Linked DNA regions of Homo sapiens: region 1 is linked to region 2. The links are chromatin contacts, found by Hi-C or POLR2A ChIA-PET in ENCODE. All regions are on one chromosome and are shown on one strand. Each heading gives the region's core, a stretch centred on a gene start or an enhancer-like site at or near the end of the contact. The rest is flanking DNA. Distances are from core to core; before and after follow the strand shown. Region 1 holds the start of USP39 (ubiquitin specific peptidase 39). Region 2 overlaps ST3GAL5 (ST3 beta-galactoside alpha-2,3-sialyltransferase 5).

What was found. A loop is a pair of places that touch in the nucleus more often than their neighbours do. ChIA-PET counts read pairs that join two places held with the same protein, here RNA polymerase II (POLR2A). Pooled maps may share reads with other maps.
Region 1: a loop to region 2 is called in a pooled map, with 6 times the contacts of the local background. The contact joins the promoter of USP39 here to the enhancer-like site in region 2. A Hi-C loop is called at or near these places in 6 of 50 pooled maps. POLR2A ChIA-PET finds 5 or more read pairs at or near these places in 2 of 52 experiments (activated naive CD4-positive, alpha-beta T cell and naive thymus-derived CD8-positive, alpha-beta T cell).

What each region holds. Positions count from the first base shown.
Region 1 is chr2:85,614,380-85,618,032 of GRCh38, forward strand. USP39 (ubiquitin specific peptidase 39) reads left to right here and starts at 1,807. Exons shown (of 13, transcript NM_006590.4): 1 at 1,807-2,084. The coding sequence starts at 1,817. RefSeq lists enhancers at 1,471-1,520, 1,551-1,600.
Region 2 is chr2:85,860,353-85,864,461 of GRCh38, forward strand. ST3GAL5 (ST3 beta-galactoside alpha-2,3-sialyltransferase 5) reads right to left here. Exons shown (of 7, transcript NM_003896.4): 2 at 3,010-3,133; 3 at 829-940. Among named protein-coding and RNA genes, the nearest start is that of ST3GAL5, 27 kb to the right of the region's middle. RefSeq lists an enhancer at 945-1,024. Within about 2 kb of position 1,344, at least 6 of the 41 ENCODE cell types and tissues checked have a DNase peak (open chromatin) inside an H3K27ac peak, as active enhancers do.

The DNA of each region.
Region 1 (3,653 bases), core at 557-3,056, 250 kb before region 2:
GGCAGGTGCATGTAATCCCAGCTACTCAGGAGTCTGAGGCAGGATAATCACTTGAACCCAGGAGGCAGAAGTTGCAGTGAGCCGAGATCTCACCAATGCACTCCAACCTGGGTGACAGAGCAAGACTCTGTATCAAAAAAATAAAATGTAAAGTAGTGAAAGTACAGCTACTCCATTGACAGAATAGGGCGTTCCTGAAAGTAAAAGGAGGAACGCATCCACCATGGCTACAATGCTTGTTTATATATAGGATAAAAAGATCATGGGGAGATGTGCTCTGCTACAAGGGTTTGTGATAAAGGATTAATTTTATTATTATATTTTGCAAGAAGAAATATTATCTTTAAAGCAAAATTAGGAATGCCTTTATTCTCCAGATATTGGGATATTAGGACACTCCCAAGTCTGGATCTGTTTAGTAAACATTATCTCTCTGTTCCCTTAACTGTAGACATCTCTAGGCTAGGAATACCTAACTTCCTGGGAATGCAGCCTGTCAAGGCCCAGCCTCATTTTCCTAACCCTCACTCAAGATGGAGTTGGTCTGGTTGAAACGCCTCTGACATATACCGCAAGTCAGAATTCAGTAAATTGCACACAGTGTGGTGTGGTGTGGTGTGGTGTGGTGTGGTGTGGTGTGGTGTGGTGTGGTGTGGGTATGACAGAGTTTCACTCTGGTTGCCCAGGCTGGAGTGCAATGGGGCGATCTCGGCTCATTGCAACCTCCGCCTCCCGGGTTCAAGCGATTCTCCTGCCTCAGCCTCCTAAGTAGCTGGGTTAACAGGCTCGTGCCACCACGCCCGGCTAATTTTTGTATTTTTAGTAGAGATGGGGTTTCACCATATTGGCCAGGCTGGTCTCCAGTCCTGACCTCAGGTGATCCGCCCGCCTTGGCCTCCCAAAGTGCTGGTATTATAGGCATGAGCCACAGCGCCTGGCCTAAATTGCACACTTTAAACATGTAGTTTGTTGTATGTCAATTATACCTCAATGGAACGGTTCAAACAAGCAAACAAGTTCAAGGCAGGTCCTGAGGTTAGAGCTTTATTAGCTTCATGGTAAATCTGCCTTTACCGGGCATTTGCGTTTTCATGGTACCAAGAACCTTCTAAAAGTAGAATTAGGGCTGTCAAGGGGATGATTTGGGAATGTCGCCTAGTTTTCCTGTGCAGGATTGTCAGCCCCCAAGCCGCGGAGACTGTGGGAAACGACCTCACGGTGGTGGTTTCGAGGCACAAATCTGGGGCCGAATGACAGCTTCTTTGTTTTTGAGACGGAGTTTCGCTCGTTGCCCAGGCTGGAGTGCAATGGCGCGATCTCGGCTCACCGCAACCTCCGCCTCCTGGGTTCAAGCGATTCTCCTGCCTTAGCCTCCCGAGTAGCTGGGATTACAGGCATGCGCCACAATGCCGGGCTAATTTTGTATTTTTAGTAGAGACGGGGTTTCTCCATGTTGGTCAGGTTGGTCTCGAACTCCCGACCTCAGGTGATCCACCCGCCTCGGCCTCCCAAAGTGCTGGGATTACAGGCGTAAGCCACCGCGCCCGGCCTGACAGCTTTTATCCAGAAAACTGTCGCCAGTAAAGGTTCCCGTCTCAGTAAACTGTAAACGACAGTAGGCCCACAGAAGGTTCTAAGGGGAGAGGAAGCCAGTGCAGGAACAGCACCGCCCACAAATTTTCTGCAGCGTGATTTGTCCCCAGTGGCGACTCGTAGAGAGTTCGGGGCTCGCTACCAGCCCCTCTCCTGATTGGCCTTGTGCCGCGCGCTCGAGCGTGCTTGGCGCCTGCGCTGGACGACTCGGCCGGTAGTGGAGATGTCCGGCCGGTCTAAGCGGGAGTCTCGCGGTTCCACTCGCGGGAAGCGAGAGTCTGAGTCGCGGGGCAGCTCCGGTCGCGTCAAGCGGGAGCGAGATCGGGAGCGGGAGCCTGAGGCGGCGAGCTCCCGGGGCAGCCCTGTGCGCGTGAAGCGGGAGTTCGAGCCGGCGAGCGCGCGCGAGGCCCCGGCTTCTGTTGTCCCGTTTGTGCGGGTGAAGCGGGAGCGCGAGGTCGATGAGGACTCGGAGCCTGAGCGGGAGGTGCGAGGTGCGCGGGGCCGGGCCGGGCTAGGCGCGAGAGCCTGTTTTTTTCGCGTCCTTTTTTCTTGTCTCTAATCTTCCGCTAGGTCACTGCGCCGGAGTTGGGGGAGGGGTGGGGTTGGGGTGGAGAAGAGGAGGGATCCAGACTCGACGATTCTGCTGTTCGACTTGTTCTGATGAAGACAGTACCCTTCTCAATAATCGTATAGTATTTCTTTTTTCTTTTTTTTTTTTTTTTTGAGATGGAGTCTCATTCTGTCACCCAGGATGGAGTGCAGTGGCGCGATCTCGGCTCACTGCAACCTCTGCCTCCCCGGTTCAAACGATTCTCCTACCTCCGCCTCCCAGGTAGCTGGGATTACAGGCGCCCACCACCGCTCCCGCCACCACGCCCGGCTAATTTTTTGTGTTTTTAGTAGAGAAGGGGGTTTCATCGTGTTAGCCAGGATGGTCTCGATCTCCTGACTTCGTGATCCGCCCGCCTCGGCCTCCCAAAGTGCTGGGATTACAGGCGTGAACCACCGTGCCCGGCCAAACGTATGGTATTTCTAACTGCAAAAATCGTAACAACAGCAGCTTCCCTTTATCGAATGCCCGATGTGGGGGCTCAGTGCTGATTTTACAAGTGTTACTTCCTTCCATTTTAAAAAAGAATTTTTTTTTTTTTTTTTGCGTTTTAAGAGAAGCAAGTCTCGCTATGTTGCCTAGGCTGGTCTCGAACTCCTGGACTCAAGTGTTCCACTCACCTCGGCCTCCCAAAGTGCTGGGTTTACAGGCGTGAGCCACCGTGCACGGCTTTCCTTCAGTTTTTACATCTAAGGTCTTGTAATTTCTGTAATCAAGATATTCAGAATGCTTGAGCAATAGGCACCTCTACTAAAGTATGGATTATGTAGCACTTTTTAAGCTGAATAAAGTCTGGAGACAATTTTCCATTAGTCTCTTGAGTTTGTGCACGTACTGCGACCATTGCCTGACTGCCTTTTCTCCTGGACTCTCGTTAAGGATGTTCGTGTAGTGAGCAGCCTTGGAAGATAGAAATGGTGTCTCCCTACAAAACGAGGAGACAAGGGCACAATCCCTTATAAAAGATTTGGGGCAGGGTGTGGTGGCTCACACCTGTAATCGCAGCTACTCTATAGGATGAGGTAGAGTTCAAGACTAGGATAGGCAACAGAGCGAGACCTCGTTTGAAAAAATGGTTAATGGTTCAGATTCTCTAAGCACGGGGTTCGTCTCCTGTAAGGCAGCTCACTGTGTGCATGGGTTCTCCTCACTTTGCCTTGTGGGAATTCACTTGGAAAACTGACACCAATGCTATATTCCGGCTACTGTCATTGCTCTAATAAACTGTCCTTTATTTCAGGCCAGGTAGTCACATGCTTTCCATCAGCATTCATAAAACTGTGACAGGCTAACTTGTTAGCTTGCGAGTAGGGTAAGATCTGAGACCCACTCAAGTTTTTGACAAGTGGTAGATTTATAGATACACATGTACATTCTTTTTTTTTTTTTTGAGACAGTTTCACTCTTGTTGTCCAGGCTGGAGTGCAATGGCACGATCTCAGCTCACTGC
Region 2 (4,109 bases), core at 94-2,593:
TACATGTCAGTTATCATCCCTCTCATGCTACTTTATTTAAAATCATCTCTTCCTCCATCCTGGGCTAAATGTTATCAGATAATCCAGCCACTAAAATAATCAGTGACATAAGCATTTGATATGTCACTTGATTTGGAAACATAAATGTAAGCTGAAAGAAAAATCTTGCAATGCAATGTGAATTCATTAAAATTAAAAATAAAACACAGGAAGGACAGATGATACTAAGAGAATTTCTGGCCAGGCATGGTGGCTCATGTCTGTAATCCCCGACCTTTGGGAGGCCAAGGCGGGAGGATAGCTTGAGCCTAGGAGTTCAAGATCAGCCTGGGCAACATGGCAAGACCCCATCTCCACAAAAAATAAAAAAATTAGTCAGGCATGGTGGTGCACACCTGTGGTCCCAGCTACTCAGAAGGCTGAGGTGGCCGTGTTCTTGCCACTGCACTCAACCCTGGGTGCAGAGCGAGACCCTGACTCAAAAAAAAAAAAAGGGAGAAAAGAAAAAAGAAAGAATTTCTTTGTTGTTTACTTTATAGCATCAGGGCAAATTAATTCCAGGAGAGGAGCCCTAGAGCCTGTTGGGTTGAGCCCACCTCATCCCACACCCCAGCTGCAGTAAATGGGAGAAGGATACTGTGGAGTAGTTAGTGGTGGGTTTTTAGAAGAAGGTTGTCTTTGGTTTTGGAGTGCTGAGATTAAGTGCTTTCCCCTCTGAGTTCAAACTTTTATTAACATATATTTGTCACACAGTAGACTAATGATATTATAGTTTGAGCATATGCTTGGCAATGTTTTCATTTAAACCACACCAATGGGATATCTAACCTTTACATGGTCAGGGTCCACATAATGCATTTTTTTCATGTCACATTCTTCAGTAGTATAATTTAACTTGAGGATATAAAGGATCCACACTCCAAACACAAGCAATGTACATCTGGAAAAAAATCAATTAGGTATTATGATGTAGTCATGTGAGAATCATGAGATGCAATGTGAAACTGAAAACGGAATCCTAAATGAGTCTGCCTGCTATGCAGCATAAAACTACAATCTTTAAGTTGACATTGGGGTGAAAGGAAGGGGCCATTTCCTATTTTCCTGACAAGATAAACTAGTCATTTATGACTGTCTTTGTTATAAGCAAACACAGAAAAAACTTTTTTTGCAAGAGCACTGTAACAAAATCTGAATCACAATGTCAATTATTGAACTTAAAATCAAGTAATAGACTTGAACTACAGAATCTCGGCTTCAATCTTTTGTGACCTGAAAATTCTGTCAGTCCTTAAAAAAAAAAAAAAAAAAGAAAAGAAAAGAAACAGTTTATTCACAGTACGTCTAAAGAATTCTACCCGGAAGTGAGGCCGACTGGGAAATGAGACAGGACCATTAGTTACCCTTAAGATGACCTAAAAAATATTTTTTACAGATCTGATAAATTCACACTATTATATAGTTTAATACACACACACACACACACACACGACTTGGAGAAAAGAGCTGAGTCTAGTCTTAGTTTTAGAAATCTCATTTTTACTAAGTTCTCCAGTGACACAAACCGCAAGCTAAAAAGTTTCAACCAAAATTTAAGAACCACTGCTTTAAACAATTCTGTTCTTGAAAAAACAAATGCAAGAAATAAAGAGAAAGTAATCCATTTTCTAAATAAAGGGGCAGTTTTTTTTTCAAAAAAATTGCATCTAGCATAATATATTATACATAATAGATGCAAAATATTTCTTAATATTTGAGGATGAGAATACAATGAAGTGTTGCTGGGAGTGTTTTAAAAACTTTAAAATTCTCATTTAAAACAGGCTTCCCATGACAACTTGGACAAGTTGGGATTATGTATAATGATAAGTGAACAGGATGCTATCAATTTGTGTAAAAGTGGGTTTGGGCACGGGGCATGGCAGAGCACACACACACAAAATATTTCTCATATACACAAGAAACCGGTGACACTGGTTATCTTTAAATATGGAGGGTAAATGGGGAGCAGGGATGAGAAGGTGTTTCACTGAGACTCTTTAATACCTTTTGAATTTTCAATCTTGAAAACCTAATATTACCTATTCTTCTCTTCAGCCCCAGAAAAGGTGTTACATTCAGTGCATACACTTCCCTTATTTTGATTTAAAAAAAAAATAAAAGAAAAGGGTGTGAAGGCAAGCCCAGTGTCTGTAGCACATATCAGACTGTGCCTTAATTCCTGGAGCGAGTCCACCTCACCCACAGCCTAAGCAGCACAGGGCGCAGGTCTATCTCCCCTGCTGCCTTGTGGCTGGCGCCCAGCATGACGTCATGAACGTGGTGGGCCTCAATAAATATTGGTTGGTGACTCAAGGGAGGCTGAATGTAACATAAGCCTTATTCTTATAAATTTCCTTTTCCCCTACACTTCCTAAGTCAGTAAAGTGAGACAGAAGACTAGATTGCAAGGTTGGATTTCTATGTTTAGACATGAAAAAAGGGCAATTTTCAACTAGGTTTGACTGGTATATATGTAAAAAAAGACACCTGCCAAGTTCCTCCTTGATTAATTCTATCACTTATTAGGATATAAGGGTGACCTGGCTCAAACACCTGTCATCATTTTTAGTATTCGATATTTAACAGTATTCAAGGGCCTTCAGGGAAATTTAATTAACCATATTTTAGATTAACTTACAATAGCTAAGGGAAAAGCCCTCTTTTGTTAAATAAGGGCATGAAGAGCAGTGCACGGTGAGAGCTGCTCTCCCAGGCATCCAGGCCAAGGTAGAGAGCCTGAGCAGCTACTGGGCACTGTGCACTTACCAAATACAGCCAGCTGTACAGGCTCACTCCGGCTGTGCACTCAGTCTTTACTCAGACGTGCCTTTGAATGTCTGAGGCATCCTTTGACCAAGCATGCCTCTCCAACATTAGCCATCTTGAGGGCTCTCACTGAATTTTTCTCCTAGTTCTACACAGTTGACCCAAAGCAGGGGGATCTACAGTCCCAGGGGCGGTACTTACTTGAGGATGTCTTTTAATAACAAGCTGGGCCTTCTCATCTTGCTTTGAGCTCGGGTGTACCATTGCAGGGAAGGCCTCGAGCAATCACTTCTCAGTTTCACATAGGTGTACTCACTTGGCATTGCTGTGAAGAGAGGCGAAGAGGGCAGTGGGGAAAAAGAGAGGAGAGAGTTAGGAGGATGGATTATGGTTTTCAAAGAGCCTTTATATGTTGCATCCATACCATGGAATAGTAACTGGCAATAAAGAAGAATGAACTGTTGTTACATGCAACAAAGTGGGTGAATCTAGAGGGAACTATGCTGAGCTGATACCAAAATGTTACATACTGTATGATTCTCAACATTCTTTTTTTTTTTTTTCTGAGACGGAGTCTTGCTCTGTTGCCCAGGCTGGAGTGCAGTGGCGTGATCTCAGCTCACTGCAACCTCTGCCTCCTGGGTTCGAGTGACTGTCCTGCCTTAGCCTCCTGAGTGGCTGGGATTACAGGCGCATGCCACCATGCCAGGCTAATTTTTGTATTTTTAGTAGAGACAGGGTTTCACCCTGTTAGTCAGGCTGGTGTCGAACTCCTGACCTCGTGATTCACCTGCCTCGGCCTCCCAAAGTGCTGGGATTACATGCATGAGCCACTGCACCCGGCTGATTTTTAACATTCTTAAAATGACAAAATTATAGAAAGGGAGAACAGACTAGTGAGTGTCAGGGGTTGTGGAAGGGGAGGTAGATAGGTAGATATGGCTATAAAAGGGCAACACGAAGGACTCTTGTGAGGATGGAGATGTTCTACATCTTGACTGTATCCATGTCAGATTCCAGCTGTGATATGGTACTATAGTTTTGCAGGATGCTATCATGGGGGAAAATGAGTAAAGCATACACAAAATCTCTCCAGATTATGTTTTACAACCGCATGTGAATACAATTATCCTAAACTTTAAAGTTTATTTTTTTTAAAAAGGACCTTTTACCTTTTAGAGCTACATACAGAAATATCTACAGATCAAATAGCAAAAATGAGATCTGCTTCAAGAACTCAGGAAGGGGATAAGTGGAGGGCCAGGGAGAATAGATAAAACTAACTTTAAGCTGATAACTTA